4 separate regions of the Mus musculus genome follow, and all the other regions are linked to region 3. The links are chromatin loops, found by intact Hi-C in ENCODE. Cell type or tissue: gastrocnemius. All regions are shown on one strand.

Region 1 (5,000 bases), 180 kb after region 3:
ATTGCTCTTCCAGAGGACCCCGGTTCAATTCCCAGCACCCACGTGGTGGCTTACTCTATAACTCCAAACCAGGGAATCTAATGACCTCCTCTGGCCTCTGAAGCCACCAGGTACCTCACATGATATGCACACAGGCTAAACACCCATGCACACAAAATAAATAACAAAACAAGCTTAACAATTTTGCCTGTACAATACTGTTTTTTTTTCTTTTTTCAGGAAGCTTCTCTGAGATACTGAATGTAAGATTTCCCAATGTTTAACATGTGCACACACATGTATGCATGCATGCATGCATGCACACAAGCACACCTAAACCCATAGCTTTGCACATGTTAGGCAAGCACTCTGTTACTGTGGTGTTTCCCATCCTGTCTTTAGCAGGATGCCATCCGCTCCCTGGCTCCTTATCCGTAGAAAACTGACCCCCAGCACTAAGAGCCTTCTTCAAAGGATGCAACTGTTCTCCTCAGAAAGACATGCCATTCACATATCGTGAGAAGAAAAATGCTCTATTGAAGTGCTGGTATGTTGTCTCTAGTAAGTTTCTTACATGTAGTTGTTTAAGGGGAAAAACTTAACAGTGCATATTAAGCTTTAAAATCTTAGAGGTTGATTTACAACAGAAAATGACACAATATACAAAAAGTTATTGATATGCTTGGATAACTTAGAAAAATACCTAAAGGCGTGGTGGCACACGCCTTTAATCCCAGCACTCCGGAGGCAGAGGCAGGCAGAATTCTGAGTTCGAGGCCAGCCTGGTCTACAAAGTGAGTTCCAGGACAGCCAGGGCTACACAGAGAAACCCTGTCTCAAAAAAAAAAAAAAAAAAGGAAGAAAAATACCTTTAATTGCTTTTGTTTAAAGTTATCAAACTACAGTTTTTGAAACACACACACACATGGTATGGTGGTACATACCATTAATCTCAGCACTTGGGGAAGCAGAGGCTGGTGGTTCTCTGTGAGTTCAAGGCCAGCCTTGCCTACATAGTGAGTTCTAGAACAGTCAGGGCTACATAGTAAAGCTTTGCCCCCATCCAAAAAAAGAAAAGAAATATGTATTTCTATTACCTATATTTATACTTAACAATATATAACTGTAGGTTTTTATTTTATGTGTATGAGCATTTTGTCTTTGTGGTGCGTGTGTGTGTGTGTGTGTGTGTGTGTGTGTGTGTGTGTGTGTACCACTTGTATGCCGGGAGCCTACAAAGGCCATAAGATCCCCTGTGTTGGATTCCCCTGGAACTAGAGTTACAGAAGGTTGTGAGCTGCTATGTGGCTTCTGGGAAACAAACCCAGATTCTGTGAAAAAGTAGCTAGTGCTCTTAACCACTGAGCCCTCTCTTCAACCCCTATAATTAAAAAAGAAAAAAAAGTCTGCCATCCCACACAATAGGATGATAATGGTCTGTTCCTGGCTCTGGAATGTCAGCTTGTTAAAGACTTCCAGAAATAGAATGAGTGCATTAACTGGAATGCACATATATCAAGTTCCAGACACATGTTTCCAAATTGTTTCCTAAAGGGTGGTAATGCCTAAAACATTATTGATATTGTCTTAAAATGTCTTTGTCAGGAACAAGGAATATTACTTTCAGTAATATTATTAAATAGTAAATAATAAATATCACTTATATACTTTATTTCTTTAACATTTTCTTTTTTCTTTTTCTGCTTTTTTGAGACAGGGTTTCTCTGTGTAGCCCTGGCTGTCTTGGAATTCACTCAGAATCCAGGTTGGCCTGGAATTCACAGAGATCTGTCCGCCTTTGCTTCCCTAGTACTGGGATTAAGGGTGTGTACCACCACTGTCAAGCTACTTAAACACTTTCTAGTTTAGTATGCACATGATATGTACAAAGATGCATATCTTTCACACCTGTTATGTGTGTTTGTGTGTATTCGAGAGTGTATGTGTGTGTGTATGAGTGTGAGTATATTGTGTGTATGTATGTGTGAGTGTATATGTGTGTGTATGTGACTGTGTATATGTGAGTTTGTATATATGTGTGTATGTGTGTGTATGAGTGTGTGTGAGTGTATGTGTGCATGTATGTGTGAGTGTATATGTGTGTATGTGTGTGTGAGTATATGTGTGTTTGTGTGAGTGTATATGTATGTGTGTATATGTGTGTATGTATTGTGTATGTGCGAGTGTATATGCATGTGTGTATTTGTGTGTTTGTGTGTGAGTGTGTATGTATGTGTGAGTGTATATGTTTGTGTGTATATGTGTGAGTGTGTGTGTGTGTGTGTAGGCCAGAGAGGAGATCCAGTGTCCTGCTATGTCATTCTGCCTTATTCCCTTGAGACAGGGTCTCTCACTGAATCTGGAGCTAGGCTGGCAGCCAGCAAGCCCCAGTGATTCTCCTGTCTACACTGACTCTGTCCTGGGTTACAGGCTTGAAAGACCATACACAGCTTTTTTTTTTTTTCCACATGGGTCCTGGGAATTTAGACTCAAGTCCTCTTATATACACAGTAAGCATTTTTTACCTACCAAACCATCTCCTCAGACCTGTACTCAACTTTTAAAGATATGCAATACAGATAAAATAAACCATTTATTATCTGTAGATTCTAGTCCTAAAATCTATGTCAGTTTTCAATATCGGAAGTGGCAAATATTCAACAAAATAAGCGTAGCATGAGGCAGAGAGAAGAGAAGAGACTTGGGCTACCCATACCGCTAATTTAATGAGTTTATAAGCAGATCACTGAATGCTTCTCAACAGCTGAGAACCACTAAACATTTTTTAAATCCTGTATCTCTCTAAATGGCATTTGAACATTGTTTTAGAAAATTTTTACAACATGTTCAGGGTTAATGAATCAGTATTTAGGCAACAGTATATACATTTCTAATTCTATGTTCCACATGGAAGACCAGGGAGAGGTACTTTAGTGTCACCTGCTGGTCTTCAGAAGTATAACAGGTGCTTCTTGTCAATTGTGTATTTCCAAATCCTTTTCTTGAAAAACAAACAACAAACTCAAAACTTAAAATATTTATTTTAAAAGTAAAATATTATGTGGGTGTGTTGAAAATGCCTTTAATCCCAGAACTCTAGAAATTGGGGCAGGAAGATCAAAAACTCAAGGCCAGCCTGGGCTACATAAGACAGGGGGGGTTGTTTTGTTAAATATTCCTAAAGTTGAGAAAGGATTTGTTTTGGCTTTTCCATTCAATTCTTTTTATTGATGTTCAGAAATTCACACAGCAACAAGCGATCAGAGCTATTAAAATGATATCCCTGGGCTTCATTGCTAAGATCTTGTTTAAACCACTGCTTCTAAGACCATGATATTTTGTTGATATATGAACCACTGTATTTTTTTTCCCCCGTTTTCAAGCACTTTTCAAAGTGCTTTCGAGTATGTGGCCAGATGTAGACGTTGCATTTTGAGTTTATTTTGCTGATGACATCCGTACCTCCTTTCCCCCGTCTGTCCTCCCCTCCCCTCCCTCATTCTTCTCTTTCCCCCCTCCCCTCCCCTCTTCCATCTCTTTTCCTTCCCTCACCCCTTCCCTTCCTTCATGTTCCCTCCTCTCCTTTCCCTTCCATTTCTCTCCCTTTCATTTCTTTTTAACAACAGTCTCGATGGGCAGTGGTGGCCTTCAATCCCAGCACTCTGGAGGGGAGGTAGAGACAGGCAGATCTCTGTGACAACCAAGGTTATATAGAGAAACCCTGTCTTGCTAATAAATCCAGTCTCGTGCACCCCAGGACGGCTTTGAACATTCTGTGTAGATGATGAAGTTCTTGAATTCCTGACCCCCTGCCTCCACCTTCAAGATGCTGGGATTACTGGCAAGTGTCACTGTGTCCAGCTAATCCCATTTCTTTTTTCAACAAAAGATAAACTTGGGTGGGTAATCAAGTGTCGGAGGCCAAGCCTGACAGCCTTCCTTCTGTGTCCTTGGCACTTGCAAACACTGTCGAGAGAGTGTTCACACATCCACACCCACACATACACCCATACAGACATACAGACATACACCCACCCACCCCCAGACACACACATATAATTTCCCCCTACAAACATATACTCACTCACACACACACACACACACACACACACACACACACACACACACACACACTCACAAACATACACACATATACATACATACATGCTGGGTGGTGGTGGCACACGCCTTTAATCCCAGCACTTGGGAGGCAGAGGCAGGTGGACTTCTGAGCTCGAGGCCAGCCTGGTATACAGAGTGAGTTCCAGGACATCCAGGAATACATAGAGAAACCCTATCTTGAAAACAAAAAACAAAACAAAACAAAGCAAAGCAAAACAAAACAAAAAAGCAATAATAAATCAAACCAAAAAAATCAACATACATACACACACATACACACAGATGAACACACATGCAGTCACACACATATACATAAATAAAAGTTTAAAAATAACTGGGTATGTGTTTCAGGGTTTTGGAAACAGCTCTTCTCCTGTGTCCTCACAATTAGAAGACAGGCTAGATGTTCCTAGGGTAGTGCTTTTCCAGTCATGGCGTCAGGCTTCAGGGAGGCCCTTAATAAGAAGCTCTTAGTGAGAAGAAAGGACTGGGGGACTAGTCACCCTTCCTTTCATAACAGATTCAGGCATAGTCAGAATTATTTAATTAAATAAATTATTAATAATTAAATATTTTTTAAATTATTAAAAAGTCCCAAACATCCAGTTTCCAATTTCCTTATGTATTTTCAGCTTATGGTTATGAATGTACTCAGACATTAGTGTAAAATTCTCAACAACAGAATATGGCAGTTAAAAAATATTTAGCCATATTAAATAATTCATATGTCTCAATATTAAATAACAAAACTAATTTATCATTGCGATATATTTCCTAAGAGAATATTTATCAAGGACTAAAACTTCATGTTTACTTAAATAATTTTATGAAAAATTTGTCACCATAATCGGTATTTGACTTCTTTTGTTGTTCTCCGCAGTGAACACCTCATGTAGACA
Region 2 (5,000 bases), 62 kb after region 3:
ATAGGGGTATGAGAGGACAGATCACGCACACACGCAAGCACATATGCATGTATGCACAACACGCGCACACACACAGAGACAAATCATTTTTTAAAAGCCCAGACATAACAGTACGCAACTATAATCCCAGCATTCCTATTGTGAAATGGGAGACAGATACAGGAGAATCCCTGAAATCTTGCAGAAAAGCAAGCCTTGCATATACAGCAGGGAACAAGAAGGTCCATTTTCTCAAACGAGATGAGGGCAAGACTGATGTCCGAGGCTGTCTCTGACCGCCACACACACCAAGGCCCACGCGCAAGTACTGTCCCCAGATAGTCAAAGATCATTTTAAAAGTTTTAAAACAAAAGAAAACCTGTCCCAGCAGACCTTATCAGAAGCCAGAATCCGGAAGGAGGCGATGACCTGCTCTGCCGTGTCGGTGTCTGCGGTCTCTCTAGTCATGAAGTCAATGAAGGACTGGAAGGTGACCGTGCCTTGTCCGTTGGGGTCAACCAAAGTCATAATGCGGGCAAATTCAGCTTCACCCTGAGGAGGTACAGAGACAGTGTGTGCGTCAGGGTTTGACGTCGTCATGGATCCTCCATGCTGTTCTCTTCACTCTCTGCAAAGGCGTCCTCACGTGGGTGACTCAGGTCCATTTCCGGCAGTTTTAAATGTGGTTGCAGCATCGAGCCAGAGGCCCCTGCCCATCAGAAGTGTGTCCCTTGTGTACCCCATGTTGCCAGTCCTAATTACATAATTAGGAGGAGTAACTCAGCCAAAGTTGGAAAGTGGAATTGCTATGTAAGATGGTGCTCATTATTCAGTTTATTACCAGAGGAATCAACGCAGTTGTATTTTAAATGCTCAATAAAGACTGGGAGTACGCCGGGCGTGGTGGCACACGCCTTTAATCCCAGCACTCGGGAGGCAGAGGCAGGCGGATTTCTGAGTTCGAGGCCAGCCTGGTCTACAGAGTGAGTTCCAGGACAGCCAGGGCTACACAGAGAAACCCTGTCTCGGAAAACCAAAAAAAAAAAAAAAAAAAAAAAAAAAAAAAAAAGACTGGGAGTACAGCTCAGTATTAAAGCAATTGACTAGTACATCCCCAGTACTGAAAAACAAACAAACAAACAAAAAAAGCTTTAAGAAAAAAAAAGCCCAGTGCTTTATATATAAGCAAGGTGCAAACCTGTAGTTCTAGTATTTAGGAAGTTGAACAGACAGGATGGCACGTTTGAGGCTAGCCTGGAGTACACAGTGAGTTCCCAGCTGGGCCACTCAAGATACCCTGAGTGTTGGGACTACAGGAATATGTCACCTGCTATTCTGGCTTGTTCTATGAATTTATATATTTGATTTATTCTTACACTGCTAGGACTCTAAGCCTCAGGTTAGAGGCAGAGGCAGGAGGATCTCAGTAAGTTCAAGGCCACCCTGGGCTATCTAACAAGATAGTTTCGAAAATAGATAAATATGTAATCATCAAAGGGTAATGCAGTACATTTCTATAATCTGTCCTCCCTCCCTCCCTCCCTTACCCTCCCTCCCCTCCTTCCCTTCCCCCTCCCCTCCTCTCCCTTCCCTCCCTTCCCCCTCCCCTCCTTCCCTTCCCCCTCTCCTCCTTCCCCTCCCTCCCCCCTCCCTCTCCTCTCCCTGTTCTCCCTTCCCCCTCCCCTCCCTTCCCTTCCCCCTCCCTCCCTTTCCTCCCCCCCTCTCCCTCCCTCTCCTCTCTTCCCCTCCCTCCTCCTCCCTCACCTCCCCCCTCCCTCCCTCCCCCTTCCCCCCTCCCCAATCCCTCTCTCCTTCCCTCTTGATTGTATTTTTGAAACAGAGACTTCCCAATATAGCTCTGGCTGTCCTGGAACTCATAAAGATCTGCCTGTCTTTGCCTCCCAAGAGGTGAGATTAAAATCTTGCACTATCATCCCCAGCCATTAAAATCTCTCTTCTATCCTTTAAAATAACAAGGGAAAACACACTTTAAAACGCAGGCAACTAGATGTCATTGACGTGAACATTTTAAGTTGTTTCACTGAAATACGTGAGCTATGTCAATGCAGCTTCTAAAAACCACCAGGAGATCCCATGTCCTTAATGTTTTCACCATAAGGAAACCTTACCAGGTACTGAATAAAATACATTTTTAACCCTGTAGCATTATTTTTATATAGTAATAAGCAGATTTTCAAAAAGCATTGCCCTGTGATAGGAAAATGAACCAATTAGGAAAGTGTCACATCTAGATTCCCCACACTCGAGGCTTGGTATGGTACCAGACCTTTGCAGAAGTTCGGCTGTGTCTTACCAAGTCATAGCCCATGGAAATGAGGCAGGCTCTGAAATCCTCATGATCCATCAGGCCGTTCTTCCTCTGTGCAAACGCAAAGAACAGAGAGAAGGCAGTTAGGGACCAGATGAACAGCTCTGCCTGACCCAGTGCCCAGTAAGCAAGGTGGTAGAGAAAGAGTGACCAGCTAAGATTAGAGGTCACCTCTGACTTACAGAAGGACAAAGCCACAGTACAAGGATATTATAAAATAATCCCTTTAACAGAGAAGAGGTGACTGGGCTGTCACTCAGTGGGAGAGCATTGCCTAACACACACGAGGTCCTAGGCTTGATCCTCATCACTGCAAAATAAAATAAAAGGAAGGAAAGGAAAAGGAGGCAGGTGTAATAAAGACTAATACTGAAAAGAGAACCCACACTAAAGGCAGCAAAGGGAGCCAGTGAGGAGCTCACTACTGCCACCTATTGATAACAGCACATATTGCAAGCATTTCTAGAGCTGAATGGAGAAACTCATGGCTCAACCAGTCTGGGAAACTACTGCCCAGATGAAGCGCTGGGAATGGAACCCAGGGCCAGATGTAATGGCTTCATCTGTATGACAAGCTCTCCAGAGTGTTCTCAGCTCTGTAAAAGCAGGGTATCCGATGCAAAAATCTGGTTGGGATGAAAAGGGTTCCTATGTACATGTCTCAGAGTTGTAAGAGAGACAGCTAACATTTAAACACCAATAGGTCTTTACTGACAATTCAGTTGATTTTGTTCACTCAGGAAATGACCTGTTTAGAAAGCCAATGGTAGAAGTTCTGTCTTCTGTGAATGGAACCTGAGTGTTGGCTCTCAGGCCTGAGGGCCTGGCCCTCGCCATGTCAGCCACTCTGCAGCCCTGCATCCTGCCTTTTGGCTCCCCTGTGCACTCCCCTGGTCCCCTGCTCTGGCTCTTGCACCTGCTTTGGAGCAGTAGCCCTGTAGGTCTCCTCTCTTCCTCTCAGATGGCCGCTCGCTGGAGAAGATCACTATGTGCAGACTGCCTGGTTTCACTAAGCGGGCCTCCCACTGCCCAGGCAGGAGGGCCAGCTTTCCTGCAATGGTGATGGCGATGGCGCACGAGCACTCCTCCTCTCTTGCCCTTGGAGGCTGGAATAACCTTGCCGCTCATCAGTCTCCCTCCCACGAAGCCCTCAGTCTCACCACTCCTGTCCCTGAACCCAGTTCCTTCCAGACCCCTTCCTTCCTTTCTCCAGCAGCCACATCTGGCTTCTGCCCCCACCCTCATCTTAGTGAGCTTCTCAGAAACACAGCTCTGGCCATACCTGTGCTCTGTGATAGTCAACGGCCCAGAGGTCCATGGAGGGATCTCTCCATCCACGCCCTCCATGACCCTGCCATCCTATCTGCGTTGTCTCTTTTTCTTTTCTTAAGACAGGGTTTTTCACTATGCACCTTCCTGCCTGAACTTGCTATGTAGACCAGGCTGGCCTCAAACCCACAGAGCTCTTCCTGTTTCTGCTCCCTGCATGCACACCCAGCCCCGTCTTGCTGTACAGTGAGAACATGGGAGTAATCTAAATATCTGATCTCACCACAACAGACCCCAGGAGAACTTTGTTTCCAGTGCTTAATGTAAATAAACCTTCTCTACATTTAAGAATGTTTCAGGTTTACTTATTTACTTAATGTTTATGTTTGTACGCCTGGGTGAACATGTGTGTACCAGGTGTATGCACGGGGCGGTGAAGGTCAGAAGCCTGAGTTACAGGGATTGTGAGCCTCTGACTGGGTGTCAGGAGCTGAACCCACGTCCTCTGCAAGAACAGCCAGCCCTCTTCACCACCAAGCAGGTGCTTTCACTAAAGACAGCCAAGCTGTTGCTATTAACTAGAGTCCTAGTTAAAGGATCTACAAGGAACAAAGCAAGTTACATTGTTTCTGTTCCTTTGTTTCTTTTTGCAGATTTTTGTCTTCTCCCGACCCCCTTGCTAAGGCCCTAACCCAGGGCCTTGTGTTTTGATAGGCATGCACTCTACCACTGAGCTAAATCCCCAACTCCAGGAAACAAAGCAAAAGCCTTGATGTAAGGTCACTTGACGGTGACATGGTGACATGACCAGTGCTTGTTTGATCGCTAGTTCCCTTGGGATCATTCAACCAGTTTCCTTGTGAACTTTGTGGAGCAGGGAGACCTAAAGTGAGCAGCTGGGCATGACGCCAAGCACCTGCCACCATCCCATCGCTTGGAAGTGGGGGCAGAGGGACAGGAGCTCAAGGTCACCCTCAGTTACTGAAAGACCTCAAAGCCAGCCTGGTACACATGTGACTTAAAGCACTCTGAGCAACAGTACGCATGCTTTTCCAGATATAACTGCCTTTCACGCAACTAGAGAGAGAGCAGTACCCTGTCAAAGTGGTTGAAGGAGGCTCTGAACTCATTCATCTGCTCCTGGGTGATGCCCTTGGCATCTCTTGTCAGGATCTGGGTCTCCACCTCATTGATGGTTCTGGCGATAGTTGTCAGCAGCAACTCCCATCCGACACGGATATGCTACCAAGGAGAAGAACCAGCCGTCAACTAGGTCAAGGAGGTTTTAGTGCATCATGAGCAGGAAATACGCAGGGCTTGGTATAGGTTTGCTACGCTCATTCTATTTGTCAGCAGCAGCAGCAGCAGCAGCAGCAGCAGCATCAGTGCGGGGAGTCCCTGTGCAGCGATCACAGGGAAATT
Region 3 (5,000 bases):
TTAAGATGATGGCAACTAATTCTATTTCCAAAATATTAGTTTGCAATTTCAATATAAATGGGGCCCTTTAAACACTTACATGAGCATTATGTCTGAAGCCTAGGAAAAGAGAGCCACATGAAGACACTGGGGTCTTACCAATGGTAGACTGTACAGAGTCAAAACACTGCACAGATTATATGGTTGATGGGCCTAACTGGGGACTCCTGTACCTGTAGCACTAATGCTACCAGACAACTCCCTAGAAAGGCAGGACTTGAGATCAAACCTTCCCTCCTGCAGACGTAAGTCTCAAGATGCCCACTGAGAAGGCACAGGAAAGGTTAAGAAGCACCATTCTAGGCAGAAGAAATGCCCAGGGGCTGAGCCCGGAGGGCTTCCTGTGTTTGAGGATGCTCAGGAAAGAAGGAACCAAAAGAGTGACAAGCAGTGGCCAGTGAGACAGACTGGGGACAGTGAGCAAGGGGGCTGGGAAGCAACCGCAACCTGCAACTTCTTAACCTGCTTTCTTTCAACAAGCCTTGCTGGGAAGTGACTGAAATATTTATAATTTTCTACACATTGTAAGTTTAGGACCTCACAAAGGCAGACAATTCCAGTCTTGAGTACCAATCTAGCACCAAGGCTGCCCCACAGCATCTTCAAGGGCATACAGATAAATGTCATGGCATACTTGAGAAACAGAAGCTCGGAGTTAGAGCCCTGCATGACAAGTGGTACAGTTGAGGCACTTACAGTGTGCGACAGAGACCATTAAGACCAAACAACTAGAAGTATCTCAGGGGACACTGGAGCTACATTTTGGAAAAAAAAAAATTAGTATTACCAGCTAGCTATAGGGAAGAGAAACCAAGGCAGATCCTAAGTCATGACGGCTCAGGGTTATGACTGGCTGAAAATCCTCAAGTGTCCATCCCCCTACCACCCAATCTCTCTAACGTCTCCTTGTGCCCTCCCACTCACCACATCCTTCACTACCTCTTGCTCACTGTAAGTGGTGGATACCCCATGTCTCAAGTTCAAGGCCACCCTGGACTACACAGTAAGACCCTATGTGGAAAAAAAAAAGTGAAGAGGGGGGAAGAAAGTTGTTAATCTTACAATGTGCTTCCTAAGCGTTTAGAATAGAGCTCTAATAGCTGCTAAGATGGCTCTGTGGGGAAAGGTATTTGCCACCTAGCCTGACATCCTGAGTTGGATCCCTGGCACTTGAATGGTGGGCATAACCAGCTCCTGAGCAAGTTGTCGCCTGACTTCCACAGCACTCGCGTATGAAAACACATATACGCACTGTTTCAAAAGTGTAAAAGAAAGGGGGAGAAAAAGAGAGCTTTAGGTATGCATTGTATCTGATTCAAACTCAGAAAAAAATGTTACAAAACATGAGTTACTAATAGTATCCAGTACTATTTTAGATTACAAAGAATTTAGAAAATAAAGAGACAAAACTAGTTATTTTCCTCTTCAGAAGAAATCACAAAGAAAAGTAAAATTGTGCATATACTCAGGGTAACTTAAGCCTCCATCAGTGGATAAATAAGTGAAGAAAATACATAGTCACATGGAATAAAATACTACTTGGCCATAGAAAGAATGAACTCTCTCATTTGCAGGAAAACAAATGGAGCTGGTGGTCATTATGTTAAGTAAAACAATCCAGACACAGAAATACAATCTTTCTCTCAAGTGAAGAAAGTTGACCCTGAAGTATGAGAAAGTTGAATAGTAATTAACAGAGGTAAACAGGGTGAGGAGGAGGAGGGGAATAAAAAGCTGGATGCAGGAGAAACGCTCTCACGCTCCACAGCGGGGCAGGTGCCTCTGTGCACAACCTAGTGTGCATTATGAAGAACCAGAACAGTGAGTCCCCCACTTCAGTAAGGATACATAAGGCGACAATGCTCGATCAGTATACGTTGTACACATGTGTTTCGATGTCATAATACGCTTTATAAACATGTAACTTAGGAATATATATTCCTTGTTAACTAAAAATAGGAGAAAGAGGTGGAGACAGGAAAAGGAAAAGGAAGGGTACAAATGCTATCTCTTCCAGACTGCTGTCCCTGCAATTCACATATCCTACCACTAGATGGCAGCATCCTACTAGCCCAGCACCCAGCTGTGAGTCTTTTTTTTTTTTTTCCCCTTCTTCCACTTGAGGTTGAGTAGTACTCACAGGGCCTATTACTGTTGCTCCCCCTTTTTCTCCCTCCACCCCATCCTAAATCTGGGCCATACTTTCTGGTGGCAGCCTACAGGAAAGGACACGAAAGAAGGAAGCTTCTGCTCGTTGCTTGCCCAGGCTGGCCTGGAACTTACTATGTTAATCTACCCACATCTGCACTAAGTGGGGTTTAAACCTATGGGGTTAAATACATGAGCCATCACATCTAGCCCATTTTTACATTAATTCCTGGAAATCTGATAGGCGAATTTTCTTATATAACTCGTGTTAAATGGGGAAAGTACATAACTGTCTTTTCATAGTTGAGACAGTATATCTAAAATCAACTGTCATGCAATTATCTGATCAAAAATCAGTCTTAATATTCTAACTTACTTCTCAATGGAAAATCTGAATATTAATGAGTCAGTACATTTAAAGTTGATGCAGGTCAAAATAATATTGGCAAGTAAGTGACCCCCAAAGAACAGAGGCTGGTATTTCACTCTAACGAATAGTAAAGTAAGTAGGTGGAGGGAACTGCAGCCCTGATTGTCAAGGCTAGGAAAGAAAGCTGCCTTCAAGACAAAGGCTGGAAGGAAAGGTAGAAGACTGGCCGTGGGAAAAGCTGCCCTCTGGGTACAACCAGCTCTGCATTCCTGAGTGGAATCAACCAGCGTTCCAGGCAGGGACAGGTCAAGTGGTGAGAGGAGAGAGGCTGAGAAGGCTCACTGCTGGCTGGCAGCAGCAGACAGAACATGAGAGCCAGAGCACCAGTGGGCTCCTCTGCCAGAGAGAGAGAAGGCACAGTGGAAAGCAGTCATGACTCCAAAGGACTGCTGACAGGACACTGGGACCAGGGCAGGCTTTAGTGGCTTTTTCATTGAAACATATTGTGAATCAGGGAAACTGTAAACTTAATATAAGCCATTAGCTTATCTGGAAATAACTTTGTTACGAATATTTATTCTTTTGTTGAGTTATCAAAAGGGGGTTATACCTGCATATATCATTCCAACTGCTACTTTAACATCACTGTGATGGCTAACCGTGGTTGTCAACTTGACTACACTTGGACGTGTCTAAACCCAAGTAGCTGGGAATGGTTGTGAGAGATTCTTATTGGCTAGATCACCTGAGGTCAATCTGGCCACCCTTTCTTAGTGGCAGCCCACACAGAAGGACACAGAAGAAGGAAGCGTTTGCTGTCTGTAAACGTTCCCTCGCTCTACTTCTTTAGGATTCCACAGTGGGCTGTGACCTGGCTGGACCGTCCTAAAGACCTTCCTTACATCCAGTCTCACTCACTGACTCCTGGATCCTGGCCTTCCTGTCAGGAAATCACTGCTGCACTACTTGCACCACAGCCTGTTAGCCTCGCGAATAAACCCACTACTACACATACATTAGCTCTGCCAGTTCTGCCGCTCAGAGAACCCTAGTACAATCACCAAGAGACACAGCAGCGAGACTAGCGACGACAAAGCTTTCCTACAGAGTCCATGGTACCAACTCCCCTAAGAACCCAGTCTAGACCCCAGCAGTTCGTTGGGTGGGAAAGGGTACATGTGAGCCATGAGAAGCCGGAGGAGCCTTAGAGACTATGTCCACCACAGATTCTCAAGAAGGCTCCTGGCTGCCTGACCCCTAGAGATTACTTCCCATTCTCTATGTCCTTTAACACATACGTAAGAGACACATAATTATGAACCTAAAAACAAAACAAAACAAAACAAAACAAAACAAAACAAAACACCAAAACCCACTTCATCCATGGGCATCCCTTACCCCAGCCCTTTCAGCCAGTAAAAGGCCATGAAGGAACTGGAAGAAGCCGATCCCCGCTTACCTGAAATTGTTACAGGCCAGCACCACGCCAACTATGTTCTTGCCGATGTCATGCACGTCCCCTTTAACAGTGGCCAGCACAATGGTGCCTTGGTAAGGGTCCTGCAACGTGAGGCAAGCAGTGAGCATACATAAGGGGTCACCAGGGAATTTCCCCGGCCAGCGCCTGGGTGGCTCCTGAGACCCAGACGGTCGTCCCTGGTGACGCCTTACATCAACGCTTTACTGATGAGGTTCCCAACCTCAGAAAAACAAGCTTTCCAGGCCTGGACTAAATGACTTGCCTCTTCTTCAACCGAACCATTAATCAATCTGGCTTCTTCTCTTTCTTTTTCCATGAAAGGGATAAGGTGGCCAACAGCCTTCTTCATGACACGGGCTGACTTTATAACCTGGGAAAAAGCAGAGTTGGGCATCATTAGCAAACTATCACATGGCTGCCGATGCTGACCCATGAAGCTTCAGGACAACTTAAGAATGTCTGATTTGACCTTCCCAGATTTCTAGAGTGAGCAGGATAAGGATAAGGTAGGGAGTGACAATAAATGACAGCAGCAGAGGAAAACCAAACAGAAACCAAAGGTTATAATTTCTGTTTCTGAATTTCTGCTTGGTAGATTGTTGTTTTTTCTGCCTAACATCCTTTTACCATCTCTGAATTCTATTCATCTTCTAAGTTTCATACTTCAATACAATTCATCCCGGCATTCTATAAATTCTGAGGATTTTTAACTCACTGAAAACTGTGCTTTACAGCCGGGCGTGGTTGCGCACGCCTTTAATCCCAGCACTCGGGAGGCAGAGGCAGGCGGATTTCTGAGTTCGAGGCCAGCCTGGTCTACAAAGTGAGTTCCAGGTCAGCCAGGGCTACACAGAGAAACCCTGTCTCGAGAAAACAAAAACAAAAACAAAAAAAAAAACTGTTCTTTACAAAGAGGCCTTTTAGTGGTTTACTTCAGAGCCCCTAGCCCAGATGCTCAACAAG
Region 4 (5,000 bases), 180 kb after region 3:
ATCCCCAAAGACAAAAATGGTAAATAGTCACTTATATGTGGATGTTAACTGTTAATTTTTCAATAAGCAGACTACCATCTATACAAACATAGAGATTAGGTATAAAGTAAGGGGCTGGGGGAGGGTAGGTTGGCTCTCCCTAGGAAGGGGAAATAGAATAGACAGTTATGGAAGAATGTGGTGGGATGGGATTGCAACAGGAGGATCAGAGAGAGAGAGAGAGAGAGAGAGAGAGAAGAAAGGGGTGAGGGAGGAAATACAGGGAGAGACAGCTAAAACTAAGGGCCATTTGACGGGTTGTATGGAAACTTCTAAAATATAGACATATATGAAGGTGATCCAAGTGGAATTACCAAATCATGGGAAAATGGAGCCCCAATTGGATGTCTTTCGTTACCAAATGAAGTCTCCAGTCCCAGGAATGGGTTACATCGAATCAAGTTGTTAGCCAAAGGGGCCCCATAGGCATCTCCAGACAACCCAGGCTATTGCCAAAGCTGTTGATTGCTCTCCACAAACTGACTGTAAGGCCATATTGCTGCAGACAACATCTACACAATTCATCGAACGTGGAGAAGTCGAGCTGGTGCCTACAAACAGCCTTCACACCTACTGACTAGTGTTAATGGTCCTGGGAGGTGCACTGCATGCTTACTAGAGAGAAAGGTAAAGACCAATCTAGCTACCAAACCTTTGATCGATAACAGTGAGCTGCCTGCAAGCTATGCTGGTACAATGATGGCGCAAAGTTGAGGAGTAACCAATGAATACCTGGTTGGATTTAAGGGCCAGTCCATGAGATGGATTCCATGCCTTACACTGCTTAGTGGCCAAGAATCTGAGACCAGATAGGCTAGGGAACTAATATATATATTAGACAATAGTATATATATGAGACTTTTAAATACACACACACACACACACACACACACACACACACACACACACACACACACACACACAGCTCTTAAAGACATTCTGCTATACTCAGATCAGTATTTCTTGCTTAGCTGCTACCAGAGAAACTTCCTCCTGCAGCAGAAGAGAACAAATACAGAGAGCCACAGCTGGGTAATGTCTAGAGAATGAGAGACCTCAAATACTCAGTCGTAAATATGATGTTTCCATCTAATCCCCCCCCCCACTCCCTCAGGAAGGCAAAAAGGAGGCCAAAGGGGACGGTAGGAGAGGAGGACAAAAAGATAGAAAGAGCCAGTGGGGATGGAAGACACCAGGAAAGCAAGACCTTCCAAACACAGCAGAAGAGACTGTGGCAGCACGCACGCACAGGGCTTCCACAGGTCTGGAGCAGATGGGCTTTCAGCACTGAGAGAGGAAGGACACAAGCCCCTGTCCCTAACCCAGAGGTATCTCCCACTGACAATCACTCACAAATCAGTTTTCTACAGTGGAGCTAACTCACTGTGCAAACCTAAGGCTAGGTCCCAATTACCATATGGACAATGTAAGATGAGCTAACTTGAACTAACTCTGTAGCATTTTTGGACCTTTTTTGCCTCATAATTCTTTGTCAGGGCATCTTTTCCCCTCCTTATAGGTCCTTTGCGTATATATCTCCGTTTCTGGTTTTGCATTTTTATAAGCTTTCTGTGTGTATAAGCAGGTATGTCTCTTTCTATATGTGTTTCTTGAGCTTTTTCTTTGGCACTTTTTTCTTCTCTTTGTTTTGTCTTATTCTGATGTTTGTTTTTATTTTGCCTATCGCCTTCGTCGTCATCATCGTATGTTTGTACCCTAAATAAGAAAGAGAAAAAACGGTGTGGATTTGGGTGGAAGGGGAAGTGTTGGAGGATCTGGGAAGAGTTGTGGAACGAAACTGTAACCAGAATATGAAAACAAAAAAGTTTTGTGTATTTTTTGTTTTTGTTTTTTGTTTGTTTTTGAGACAAGGTTTCTCTGTGCAGCTCTGGATATTCTGAAACTCACTCCACAAATCAGGCTTGCCTCGAATTCAGATCTGACTGCCTCTGCCTCCCTCGAGCTGGAATTAAAGAAGTGAGCCGCCACCTCCCATCTTGAAAAAAGTTATTTTCACTTAAAAAAATTAAAATGTCATGTTTCTAATAATAATAATAACAGAATAAGAAAAACACCACTCCCTAGGACTGCAGACAAGGCAAAGGTGATAAGGTTGTCAGTAACTGCGTTCAGCGAGTGTTTACTACTTACAGAGCAACCAGATTGCACTGAGAACTACAACTCACGTTAGGTTTGTGCCCTCCTCGGGTAGCATTAGAATTAGAAACGCGGCTTCCCGCGCTTCAGCCCCTCGCAGGCTGGATAAGTATCTCGTGAATGACCGGTTCCTGCTACACACCCGTAAAGCTCCCAAAGGCGGTTGGGGAAAAAGAATCCCAGACCTAAGCCTGAAGGCACATAGCAACACTGAGCGAGGCGTCGGGTACCTAGAGAAGCGAGCTGTAGCACCAAGGAGCGGAGGGGCGGGACTTATAGGTGGCTTTCTGGAAAGAAGGGGGAGGTACTGTAGGCGTGGCTTAGCACATTTTCGTGAGGGTGGAGCTTAAAGGAGGGGCGTGGAATAAATGTGGTGTCTTGGAAAGAGGTGCGGATGGAAGGCGGAGCTTAACTGGATGAGCGAGCGGAGGGTGGGGCTTTGAGGTTCAGGCCCTTAGAGGGGAAAGTAGGCGGGGAATTAAATGGCTGGCCTGAATAGGCGGAACTTAGAGTCACGGAGGCGGGGCCGTTGTATTGCGTTTTCTACAAAGGTGTCCCTTTTCTCTTGCCGTAGTGAGAAGCCGGAAGTTCCTATGAGGCGTGCTTTAGAGTTCCGGGACAGTGCCGGCACCATGTGGGAGCTGATCTGAGGAGTTGTTAGCTGTCTAATCCTGCTGATATTCCGAGTTCAGGGTGAGGAGGAGCACGGTGCGGCTAGGCGCGGCCGTGACTTGGAACGGGTGGCCGGGTGGGCCGTGAGGTCGTGGTGCAGAGCTGGGGAAAGCTGGTGCTGCGGAGGCGTAGTTAACGCAATTGCTGTGGTGGGTCCTGGAGGGTCGGGGAAGCAAGTTTCTGTGTCCTCGAAAGGACTGAGCGCTGTATTGCCAGAGCATGAGCCCTGGCCTGCCATCTGTTAAGGCGCCTGACGTTTCCTAAAAACTTTTCACGCTGTTCGTTCTTAGCCGGTGTTTTGAGACATCCGCCTCCGTGCAAGATGACGTCCTTAGCCCAGCAGCTCCAGCGACTCGCCCTCCCTCAAACTGATCCCAGCCTCCTATCGAGACGTGAAGTTGCCTCTCTGTTATTTGACCCCAAGGAGGCGGCCACAATCGACAGGGACACCGCCTTTGCCATCGGTGAGCCACCTTTCACTTAGCAAAGCTCCCAGAGCATGATATCGGGGAGTTGGGGGGGGGGGAGGTTCTGTATTTTCTTGCCCCCCCCCCCGTTCGCTTCCCGAGCAGTACCTTGTTTTCTTGGTAAGGGGGTGGGAAACAGCAATACTGCTAGATGTGTGAATGTATTTATAAATAATGGTATCTGAAATTTCACAAACTAACTAATATGTAAAAAGGAAGAAAAGTAAAGAAACCGAGACAATGACTGTGGTGTGAGAGGAGACTTTCAGAACTAGATGTAGTTTTAATGACTAAAAAGAAGGGCTCGGGTGGAGTTCTTGTCATGAAGTACTTTCTTTTCTCCTAGTGAGTGGGGGTCAGATTTATCCTATATGTTAACAACTAAAGCCAGTGTTTGAGAGTGTCTAACACATGGTAACAGAGTTCATGAGCTTGGGGGTGAGGAGAACAGGAGAGTATCTGTTGGGTTTGCCTACAAAGAAGTTACACGTGACTCTCCTCCTAGGATGCACTGGCCTGGAGGAGCTTCTTGGGATTGACCCTGCCTTTGAACAGTTTGAAGCGCCATTGTTCAGCCAGCTGGCAAAAGGCTTGGAGCGCAGCGTCCAGACCAAAGCAGTGAACAAGCAGCTGGATGAAAACATTTCATCGTTCCTCCTTCACTTGTCTCCTTATTTCCTCCTCAAGCCAGCGCAGAAGTGTCTGGAATGGCTGATTCACAGGTAGCTAAACCTTCATTAGTTGCCAACACTTGGTAAGCTAGATTGCTTTCACAAATTTCAAAGGTTAACATGATGTTTAGAATGTCAAGTGAACATGCTCTTCTTGAATAGGGTGCCATTAGTTCCTGTCTAGTGTGTTTAGGGTTTAGGGGGTTTGTTTGTTTGTTTGTTTGTTTTTTGAGACATGGTCTCAGTGTGTATCTCTGGTTGACCTCAAACTCACAGAAATCTGCCACCTTCTTCCCCAAGTCTGAGAAGTATGTCATTGTCTTTGGCTAGTTTTGTTTTGGGGATAAGGTCTTATTATAGAGCTCTCGTTTGTTGTTATTGTTGTTTGTTTTGTTTGTGGAGAGAGAGTTTCTCTGTGTAGTCTCAGCTGTCTTAGAACTCAGTGTGTACACCACCCTTGCCTCACACCCAGAGATCCACCTGCCTCTTCCTCCCAAGTGCTGGGATTAGAGGCGATACCACACCTGGCTCAAGCTGGGTTTTGACTTACTTTTTTTTTTTTTTTGCCTGTCTGGCCTGGAACTTACTAAGTAGATCAGTTTGCCTCAGATTTATAAATCTGCCTCTTTTTGCCTCCCAGGTCCTCAGTAGTGTGGTTATAAGTGTGTGCTACCAGACCAGCCTTAACTGCATCAGTACTCAGGAGCTGATGCAGCTTCACATTGCAGATCCGTTAACATGGGGGCAAAACGTACAGTTCCTTCTTACCTCGCTAGGTGTAAAGAATGTCTTTTAAAATATCAACCCAAATCACGTGGTATTAGTGATGTGCGCGTTAAGCATTTATGTACCAGGCCTTGTACTCTAAGCACTATACGTGCTAGGAACCAAACTCTGACCTCTGCGAGAGCAACAAATCCTGTAGATGGCTGAGCCATCACTACAGCCCTTCTTCATGTAACCTTTATTCAGCAAATGTTAAAGTGATAAAAAA

The links. A loop is a pair of places that touch in the nucleus more often than their neighbours do. Peaks named below come from ENCODE experiments on the same cell type or tissue, not always from the same donor. Only the 100,000 strongest peaks of a DNase experiment are listed, where the experiment ranks them.
Region 1: it touches region 3 in a loop (7-fold over the local background); 33 of 42 quality-filtered maps call a loop at or near these places.
Region 2: it touches region 3 in a loop (9-fold over the local background); 10 of 42 quality-filtered maps call a loop at or near these places.
Region 4: it touches region 3 in a loop (2.7-fold over the local background); 33 of 42 quality-filtered maps call a loop at or near these places.

What each region holds. Positions count from the first base shown.
Region 1 is chr13:12,383,581-12,388,580 of GRCm38, forward strand. No RefSeq gene overlaps it. Among named protein-coding and RNA genes, the nearest start is that of Heatr1, 9.3 kb to the right of the region's middle. In gastrocnemius, a CTCF peak has its summit at 2,925 (motif pointing left); a DNase peak (open chromatin) is centred at 2,354.
Region 2 is chr13:12,270,405-12,275,404 of GRCm38, forward strand. Actn2 (actinin alpha 2) reads right to left here. Exons shown (of 21, transcript NM_033268.4): 18 at 4,674-4,820; 19 at 2,295-2,360; 20 at 374-532. Among named protein-coding and RNA genes, the nearest start is that of Mtr, 15 kb to the left of the region's middle. In gastrocnemius, a CTCF peak has its summit at 2,740; no DNase peak of the experiment used is centred here; H3K27ac peaks cover 1,351 bases.
Region 3 is chr13:12,208,372-12,213,371 of GRCm38, forward strand. It overlaps Mtr (5-methyltetrahydrofolate-homocysteine methyltransferase), which reads right to left. Exons shown (of 33, transcript NM_001081128.3): 21 at 4,300-4,407; 22 at 4,017-4,117. Among named protein-coding and RNA genes, the nearest start is that of Gm10336, 24 kb to the left of the region's middle. In gastrocnemius, no CTCF peak of the experiment used is centred here; a DNase peak (open chromatin) is centred at 2,135; H3K27ac peaks cover 1,053 bases.
Region 4 is chr13:12,392,582-12,397,581 of GRCm38, forward strand. It overlaps Heatr1 (HEAT repeat containing 1), which reads left to right and starts at 2,794. Exons shown (of 45, transcript NM_144835.4): 1 at 2,794-2,889; 2 at 3,159-3,332; 3 at 3,841-4,057. The coding sequence starts at 3,191. In gastrocnemius, no CTCF peak of the experiment used is centred here; DNase peaks (open chromatin) are centred at 2,633 and 3,248; H3K4me3 peaks cover 2,233 bases; H3K27ac peaks cover 1,634 bases.